Linked DNA regions of Homo sapiens: region 1 is linked to region 2. Evidence: chromatin contacts called from ENCODE Hi-C or POLR2A ChIA-PET data. All regions are on one chromosome and are shown on one strand. The core of a region is the stretch at or near the end of the contact, and the rest is flanking DNA. Distances in the headings are between cores, read along the strand shown. Region 1 has its middle 10 kb from the start of LINC02610. Region 2 overlaps UBE2F (ubiquitin conjugating enzyme E2 F (putative)).

Region 1 (4,239 bases), core at 611-3,110, 240 kb after region 2:
ATCAAAGTCAGCTAACTAAAGGATCTGCTTCAAAACATTAAAGAGAAATTTTACAAGTTTCAGTAACTAGCGAACATAAGTTTGAGCAAAAAAGTGAGAAGATGCCAGCCAGGCACAGTGGCTCATGCCTGTAATCCCAGCACTTTGGGAGGCCAAGGCAGGCGGATCACCTGAGGTCAGGAGTTCAAGACCAACCTGGCCAACATGGTGAAACCCCATCTCTACTAAAAACACAAAAATTAGCTGGGTGTGGTGGCACATGCCTGTAATCCCAGCTACTCAGGAGGCTGAGGCAGGAGAACTGCTTGAACCCGGGAGGCGGAGGTTGCAGTGAGCCAAGATTGTGCCACTGCACTCCAGCCTGGGTGACAAGAGTGAGACTCCATCTCAAAAAAAAAAAAAAAAAAGTGAGAAGATGCCATTTCAAATGAATTGCAATAATTATCCACTGTGGCTGCTACTTTGTCATAAAGTAAAAATGATCTGAATAGAGCACATACTTGAATAGATCACAAAGGAAAAGATTTAGATTTTAGGGAATCTACTTCACACAATGGACATTTCTAGAGTTTTCTTGTTTTCTTTTCTTTTTTTGTTTCAGAAATGGGGCAGTGGGGAGGGGGCATCTCACTAAGTTGCCCAGGCTGGTCTTGAACTCCTGGCCTCAAGGGATCCTCTGCATTGCTGAGATTATAGGCATGAGCCACTGCACCTGACAAAACATTTTTCTTCAATATTCTAATGGCAAATGAATTCATTGTGACTGCTCATGTATTCCAAAAAAAATTGTCCTTATTTTTCATGCATACTTTTCTGCAGCAATGCAATAAAATCAAACTTTTGCAACTAAAGAAAAAAAAAAGTTTCCAAAGATTGGAAACAGTTAAACAGAATTTGTGACCGTGAAAATTTTGTTTTATTGTGAGGCTTTCTTTTTTGTCTTCTTCTGAGACAGAGTCTTTCTCTGTCACCCAGGCTGAATGCAGTGATGCAATCAATCATAGCTCACTGCATCTGTGGCCTCAAACTCCTGGGCTCAAGTGATCCTCCTGTTACAGGATCTTTGGGGTGTCACTTTTGACTGGAAACCTCTGTGGCCGGTGGCACCTTTGCCCGAGTTCTCGTTCTGCATCCAGGAAGAATGAGATACGCAGACAAGCAGAGGGTGAGCACGACAAAGAGGAGCTTTATTGACTGTTAGAACAGCCTGAAGGAGCCCCGCAGCGGGTAGCTCCTCTCTGTAAGCAAGTCGTCCTGTTGAGTGTTCATCTCTCAGCAGAAAGGAAGCCCTGGTGACTCCTCTCTGCAGGGGGATTGTCCCAGTGTCTGCCCAGCTCCTAGCAGAGAAGAGGCCCTGGAGTGGGTTGCTCCTCTCTGCAACCGGTAGTCCCAAGGTCTCTGCAGGTCTCTGAAACTCTCAGCAGAGAGGGTAGCTCCTCTCTGCGGCTTGTTTTCCCATCTGCTCAGCTCTGGTTGAGCCAAGGTTTTTATTGGCCTTAAAGGGGAGGAAGTGCATGCTGATTGGTCCCGGGGCAGCCATGGGCAGCCCGGAGAAAGCATCACAAGTTCCCACTCCAGTGCTCCGGCACTGGCAGCCTGGCCCCCAACCTTCAGGCCCTCCCTGGCCTGAAGGTAGGGCCTCACCAGGGACCCGTCCTCTTTTGCCCAGGAATCTGTCTGCCTTCTGCTGCCGTTCATGGCACCAGGGCTCAGCCCCGACTTTGCTCTGAGATTGGAGCAGGCACCAGGAACAGGGAGAGGCCAGGCACTGGGAGCAGGCACTTCTGGGCCTGTGAGGGGAGGAGGGCCTTCCCGGGCCCCCAAGAGTGCAGGGATGCCTGAGTCTGCAGCCGCGGTTTGGGCAGCCGCCGCTGGGCGGGGAAGGGGCCGGTGAGGTTCCTGCCTGCTCCGTGGAGCGGGAGGCCCGGGTTGGCAGCCACGGTTTGGGCAGCTGCAGCGGCACCGGGGAGCTGCTCCTGCCCCAGCTCAGAAGGGGCAGGGCTCCTGCTGGTCCCCGGCTCCTGGCAGCGGCAGGCCGTCTGGAGCGGCCACTGCATCACTCCCACCTCAGCCTCCCAAGCAGCTGGAATTTCAGGAGTGAGCCACTGCACCTGGCTCATGTGATGCTTTTCTAAAATGAAACTGTCTTTTGAAAATATTCAGATTGACAGTTTAATAAATGATGCTTTGCAGAATACCATAAAATAAGTGAAACAAAAATAGATTATTTTGAGTGATTTTAGATATTACATGTTAGGCAAAAAATATTTTACATCTTAGGGGATCACAAGAAATTACTGGAGGCCCAAATGGTGGCATGTTATTAACTTTAGGTGAATTTATAGCTAACCATAAAAAAAGGGAACCAGGAGCCGTGGCTCATGCCTGAAATCTCACTGTTTTGGGAGGCCAAGGTGAGAGGATCATTTGGGGCCAAGAGTTCCAGATCAGCCTGGGCAACATAGCAAGACCCACTCTAAAAAAAAAAAAAATGCCAGGTATTGTGGTATACACCTCTAGTCCTAGCTATGCAGGAGAATTGCTTGAGCCCAGAAGTTCAAGGTTAAAGTGAGCTATGATCGTGCCACTGCACTCCAGCCTGGGCAACAGAACACAACTCTGTCTCCAAAAGAATAAAATAAAAAAGGATGTTGTGCCTAATAACATTAAAGCAAATGTGTACTGCTACTAGAAAATTATATTTGATTTGAGATATTATCAAGAATGAAAGAAGCAAATACTTTTGCTTCCATTTTTAAAAAGACAGGGTCACATTCTGTCACCCAGGCTGGAGTAATCATAGCTCACTTCAGCTCTGCCTCCTCAAGCAATCCTCTCATCTCAGCCTCCTAAAGCACTAGGATTACAGTCACAAGCCACCACATCTGACACCCTGCTTTTTAAGAAAAATTTAATTTTTTAAAAGAGATGGGGTCTTGTTCTATTTGCCAGGTTTGTCTTGAACTCAACGGCCTCCTGCCTCTGCCTCTCGAAGTCCTGGGATTACAGGCAGAAGCCACCAAGCCCAGCCCCTTACTTTTGATTGTGCACCAGATGTAGCCGATTGTGAACAAGTGTGTCAGACTATGAGCACACCCACATGAAGAATAATGCCATTAACAGTAAAAGAAGTTGCATTGACTTTACAGAAATCAAAGAAAAAACTAGGTCTAGCTTATGAAATTAGAGATTGGAAAAAGGTGTTAACATAAAACACGCTTGTGGCCAGGGATAAGATCATGGAACAACTATGGCAGGTTATACAAGGGTGTATAAGCTACCATGACCCTCCAAAAATGATTATGCCAAATTGTGTCTTCCTCGGCTCATAATTTTTTTTTAAAGAGATAGGGTCTCACTTTGTTGCCCAGGCTGGAGAGCAGTGACATGAACACAGCTCACCACAGCCCCAAACTGCTGTGCTCATAATTGATATGCAAAAATTCTGCTTCTGTGAAATGAAATGTGACGACTTGTTTTAGTGTTGTATGTTTGTGTTTGTGTGTGAATTCAATATTCTTACATCTGTTTAAAAAAACTACATTAAAAACACACACGGATTCCCCGCGGAGATCAAGATCAAATGCAACCAAGGCACTTCACAAACTAAAGATATTTGTAAACACTGAATTTTTTTTTGTTTTTTTTGAGACAGAGTCTTGCTTTGTCGCCCAGGTTAGAGTGCAGAGGTGTGATCACCTAGCTAATTTTTTAATTTTTTGCAGAGACAGGGTCTCACGTTGTTGCCCAGTCTGGTCCCTGAACTCCCAGGCTCAAACAATCTTCTGGTCCTGGCCTCCCAAAGTGTTGGGATTACAGGCATGAGCCACTGCACCCAGCATGAGAAGCTTTTTAATACTACCAGTCACGGTGGCATTTTTTTTTTTTTTTGAGACGGAGTCTCACTCTGTCGCCCAGGCTGGAGTGCAGTGGCGTCATCTCGGCTCCCTGCATGCTCCGCCTCCCGGGTTCATGCCATTCTCCTGCCTCAGCCTCCCGAGTACCTGGGAATACAGGCGCCCACCACCATGCTCGGCTAATTTTCTGTATTTTTAGTCGAGACGGGGTTTCACCGTGTTAGCCAGGATGGTCTCAATCTCCTGACCTCGTGATCCACCCACCTCGGCCTCCCAAAATGCTGGGATTACAGGCATGAGCCACTGTGCCCAGCCACGGTGGCATCTTTAAAAGAAATTTCGGTCAGCTGAAGTTAGTGAAAAATTATTTAAGATCATCACT
Region 2 (4,510 bases), core at 110-2,609:
CCATGGTGCTCCCTACCCCCCAAACACCCCTCAGGGCAGAATTAATTGCTTTCTTACCTGTCTGAAGTTTGGCACTGTTTCCATCTAATAGCTCAATGCCTGTCTGTCTCCCTGTTCTTTCACTTGTTCACCCAACATGCATTGTAGTGCCAGCATACAGTTAGTGACCCCCAAAGACCTCAAGGGTCTCCAGGAGGTCTGACAGGACCCTTTGCCTGTGTCAGTCTTTGTTAAATGTGGGGATTTGGAATTGAGCCATTTCAGGGTCAAGTCTGGAGTTAGGGGAGCTAAAGGGGGTTGATTCTGTGCGTACCCCTTGTCCCAATCAGCCCCTGAGTCCCAGGTGGTTTCTAACCTTCTCTTGTTTTGGCTGATGGGAGCTGGGGCAGTGGGAGGGTCTGGCTGCCCATCTGCCTGAGCTTCCCAGTGTCTAGGATGCAGGGGCCTCTCTCTGTGAGGGTGCCTGTGTCTGCCTGAGCAGTCCAGTCACAGGTGGGACCCCTCACCTTCCTATATGAGGTCTGCAACATGTCCCCATTTCAGTGTTGGGGGAGAAAGAGAAGCATTTACTATTTTCTGGAACCACTGTCTCCAGCGTGTCCTGGCGCGGAAGTCTAGCAGGGCGGGCTCAGGGTGTGGCATGCCACATTGTCAGGGTAGTCACAGCATTTAGCAGTGTGTGCCGCTGGGAGGTTCTGTGCTACAATACATATTTTAAAAACTAGAGCAGTGGCCCAAGGGGAGGATGTAAGGCAGTTGGCCACAGGCTGACCTTTAGATGCTTTGTTGGAGGGTTAAATGCCAGTGGAGCTGCCCCGGGAAACTTGGCAGCCCCTCAGGTGTACCACATAGCCCACTGGGCAGGGAGGACCCTGTGTAAGCATAGATGAGGGCTCAAGTTGACATCATCTGCATTTGTGTTCAAAGTAAGTGGTAGGAGACCTGTGGGCTCCATTCTTAGTGATACCAGGCTCTGCTACAGGGGCTGTGACTGCTTTTCAGAGCTACAGCCTTGCTCCTCCAGAGCCTGGAGGGGACCATGAGCACTGTGGGCCTGCACTCTGTAGTGTGAGGCCTCAGCCCTGGTGGTGCTCTCTCTGGAGGGGCTGAGGCCCTGTGTGTGAGTCGAGTGTCTCCCAGCTGTGAGGCATGCAGAAAAGGTGGATTTGAGGATTTTAATGCATGAAGGCAGTGGGAAGCTAAGAAATAAAGTTCTAGTTCTAGAAATCTGTGAGGCAGTGCTTCAGGTTTAAGGAAGTAATCAGGTCACCTGGAAAGTGGCAGCTGTCTCTACCTAGGTTGAAGGGCTCAGCAGCTCTGCCTAGTGTTGTCTGATGGGGCTTGGAGCTGGCTTTTGCCAAGAGTCCTCTGCCTGTGTGACCAGCCTTTTGTCTTTGTCAGCTTGGGCTGCTGTAACAAAGGACCATAGATGGTTTGGCCTAAACAATAGGCATGTGTTTCCCTTCTGGAGGCTGGAAGGCCACCTTCAAGTTCCTGATGAGAGCTCTCTTCCTGGCTTGCAGATGGCCTCTTCCTGGCTGTGTCTTCACGTGGAGGAGAGAAGGGGAGCTCTGGTCCCTCTTTGTTTTTTGTTTTTGTTTTTTTTAAATAACAGCATGAATCCCATCATGAGGCCTCCACCTCCATGATCTGATCTAAACCTAATTACCTCCAAATACCATCACATTGGGGGTTAGAGCTTCAACATATGAATTTGGGGGTGGAGGGCATAAATTCAGTCCACAGCGCCTTTGGAATGCCTCCTCAGTTCCCAGCTATGTGAAAAGAAACATTCTTGGGTCTTAGAGGAAACTCATAGCAGGGGCACTGCCACCCTGTAGGCAAGTATGCTTATGTGTCCCCCTTTTCCTGAGCACCCCATGTGTGCCCAGCCCCAGTGCCAGGTACTGAGCTCATAGGGCTTGGGCAGATTACATGGCCCCTGCCCACAGGGTATGCAGGGTCAGGGAGCAGGCGGCAAGGAGCCAGCAGGAGCCCTGTGTTAGGGCCAGGGCAGGAGAAGGTGAGTACGTGCTGTGTGGGGGCCTCTGTGGTGATCAGGTGGATTTTGCAATCTGATATTTCAGTGTAGTCACGCTTCAAATGGGTCCTGTGGTTTGATCTTTAGTTAGAAAGGAAAAGAGTCTAATCTATCAGAAGGAAGTTATGCGGCCACGGAATTGTGCAAGCTGTCAGCCAGGTGCCTCCCAGAAATGCCGGGTCACATCTTGAAATGGGCAAGACTTGAGCAGTTTTAAAAGTATCTTCATTTCTCATTACCTTGTAGGTGGGTGGCGTTCTTCAGGTGGTGAGGGTGTACAGAGAAGGGCCACTGCTTTGCCCAGAGGCTGCCAAGCTTTGCTAATAGTCTTACTGCACCTTGACTCTAAGGTGATAACTGTTGATGTTAGTGAATTCTAATTTGCCCTCGTTGGAAGTGCAGCAAAACTTCTTACCATTTGTGACAACTCCCTGAGATGAGCACTGTGGGAGTGTGCCTGGCTTATTTTCTGCCCTGGTGGAACTAAAATGCCAAGCATCTTTATTGAAATCCTGTGCCCCAGGATTGTAGTCCTTGCTTGCACTATCTCTTGGACCAGAAGCCTGTGGGGACTGTGACTGTGGTGGGATCATTGGTAGGCTGGGTCCAGGAGCTCCCTCAGCCTGCCCTCCTTCCGTGAGTGAATTGCACTGAACATGCAAATGTGAGCCTGATGCTCATCTTGGAATTTGAATTCTTTTTTTTTTTTTTTTTTTTTTTTTTTTTTGAGACAGGGCCTTAGTCTGTCATCTAGGCTGGAGTGCAGTGGTACGATCTCAGCACACTGTAACCTCTGCCTCTTGGGCTCAAGTGATCCTCCCACTTCAGCCTCCTGAGTAGCTGGGAGTACAGGTGCATGCCACCATGCCTGGCTAATTTTTGTATCTTTTGTAGAGACAAGGTTTCGCCACGTTGCCCAGGCTGGTCTCAAACTCCTGAGCTCATGCGATCTGCCCTTCTCAGCCTCCCAAAGTGCTGGAATTATAGGCATGAGCGCTGGGAGAGAATTTTAAAAATTCAGAGACCTAAGTTCTACCTGAAACTCTTGATATAATTGGTCAAGGTTAGGGCTGGGGCATTAGGAGTTTTAAAAGCTCAGCAGGTACTGGATTGTGGTAATGGATCCATAGCTCCAAAATGTACTACAATTTATTGAATCATTTACTTAAAATGGGTCTATTTGATTGTATGTAAATTGGTCCCTGACAAAGCTGTCAAATGTCAAACCAGCAAAACACTCCCCGAGTGGCGAATGTGCAGCCAGGGCTTCCATTCCTTTCTTTATCAGGTGTTGTCTGGCATCTTCCTGGCTGTCACTTTGCTGGCCCCTGAGTGCCTCTTGCTCCCGCACCCCTATCCCCGTAGGAGAAGGGGCCTGGCTCTGTTGCCCATTTCTTCCCACTCCTCCGCCCTACCACATCACAGTCTTAGCACTGGTCAGTGGCCTCACTCTTCATTGTCCGTCTGTGCCCAGACCTCACCTCTTCCCTTGTCACTAGACTGTCCTCTTGAACCTTTTGCTTGTGTCATGCTGGCCCCTCTGCTTGCAATCCACAGTCGCTTACCATGCCGTCTGGACACATTTCTAAATTCCCGTAGGAAAAGCTGGATGACAGGAGTTATCACCCTCTACTGAGGTGGCTTGGGCCACTGCCAGAGTCATGCCAGGGAAAGCTGGATTCCAGTGGCCAGCATCAATCTCTCAAAAGAAGGGCCCTCAAGAACAGTTTCTTGTAAATTCTAATCAACAAAATATAAATAATACAGAATAAAATGTTAGTATTTGCTTTAAGATCAAGTTTAATTATATAGGTAACCCTTATTTAAAAGTGATCATTATGAACAACTCATTTGCTCTTCACCTGTGTAGGTCACACCTGTGAGATGTGACCAGTGTTGGGTGGTGTGGTCCGAGGTTCTGTTGTCTTTCTCCATCCTCTGCCTTTCCCATACATTGCTCTAAGGAAGGGCAAAATCTGGCCCATTGGAAAGGCAGCTATGTATCAGTGTGGGCATGAGAAGAATAATGGTAAACCTTTCCTAGGATCACCATCATTATATTTTGTTAAGTAAATATATGTATATATTTTATGTTTTTGTAGTGACAGAGTCTCACTATGTTACCCAAGCTGATATGAAACTCCTGGCTTCAAGCGATCCTCCTGCCTTAGCCTCCCAAAGTGCTGGGATTACAGATGTGAGCCACTGCACCCAGTCAAGGGAATATTTTTTAATGTAGGGGCCACCACATAAGACTGCCAGGAAGATAGGCTCCCAGGGTTGTATTTAGTCACAGAACTTGCTCTATTTCTGATCATGGCAAGTGGGTGAACTCTTTCTCCTCTTCTCCCCACACTCAGCTCCGCTGAAGAGATCTGTCCTTTTTCTCAGTGTGAGAAGGCTTGCCCTGGCCAGAGCATGTCCTGGCCCTGAGAGGGAGTGGCTGTGGGTGGGCTTCTCCCTTTCTCT

The links. A loop is a pair of places that touch in the nucleus more often than their neighbours do. ChIA-PET counts read pairs that join two places held with the same protein, here RNA polymerase II (POLR2A). Pooled maps may share reads with other maps.
Region 1: POLR2A ChIA-PET joins it to region 2 with 12 read pairs in activated CD4-positive, alpha-beta T cell. The contact joins two enhancer-like sites. A Hi-C loop is called at or near these places in 2 of 50 pooled maps. POLR2A ChIA-PET finds 5 or more read pairs at or near these places in 3 of 52 experiments (PC-9, activated CD4-positive, alpha-beta T cell and activated T-cell).

The regions. Positions count from the first base shown.
Region 1 is chr2:238,219,477-238,223,715 of GRCh38, forward strand. No RefSeq gene overlaps it. Among named protein-coding and RNA genes, the nearest start is that of LINC02610, 10 kb to the right of the region's middle. Within about 2 kb of position 1,861, at least 3 of the 41 ENCODE cell types and tissues checked have a DNase peak (open chromatin) inside an H3K27ac peak, as active enhancers do.
Region 2 is chr2:237,978,877-237,983,386 of GRCh38, forward strand. All of the region lies in intron 2 of UBE2F (ubiquitin conjugating enzyme E2 F (putative)), which reads left to right. The region is part of intron 2 of UBE2F-SCLY (UBE2F-SCLY readthrough (NMD candidate)); the gene reads left to right. Among named protein-coding and RNA genes, the nearest start is that of UBE2F, 14 kb to the left of the region's middle. Within about 2 kb of position 1,360, at least 2 of the 41 ENCODE cell types and tissues checked have a DNase peak (open chromatin) inside an H3K27ac peak, as active enhancers do.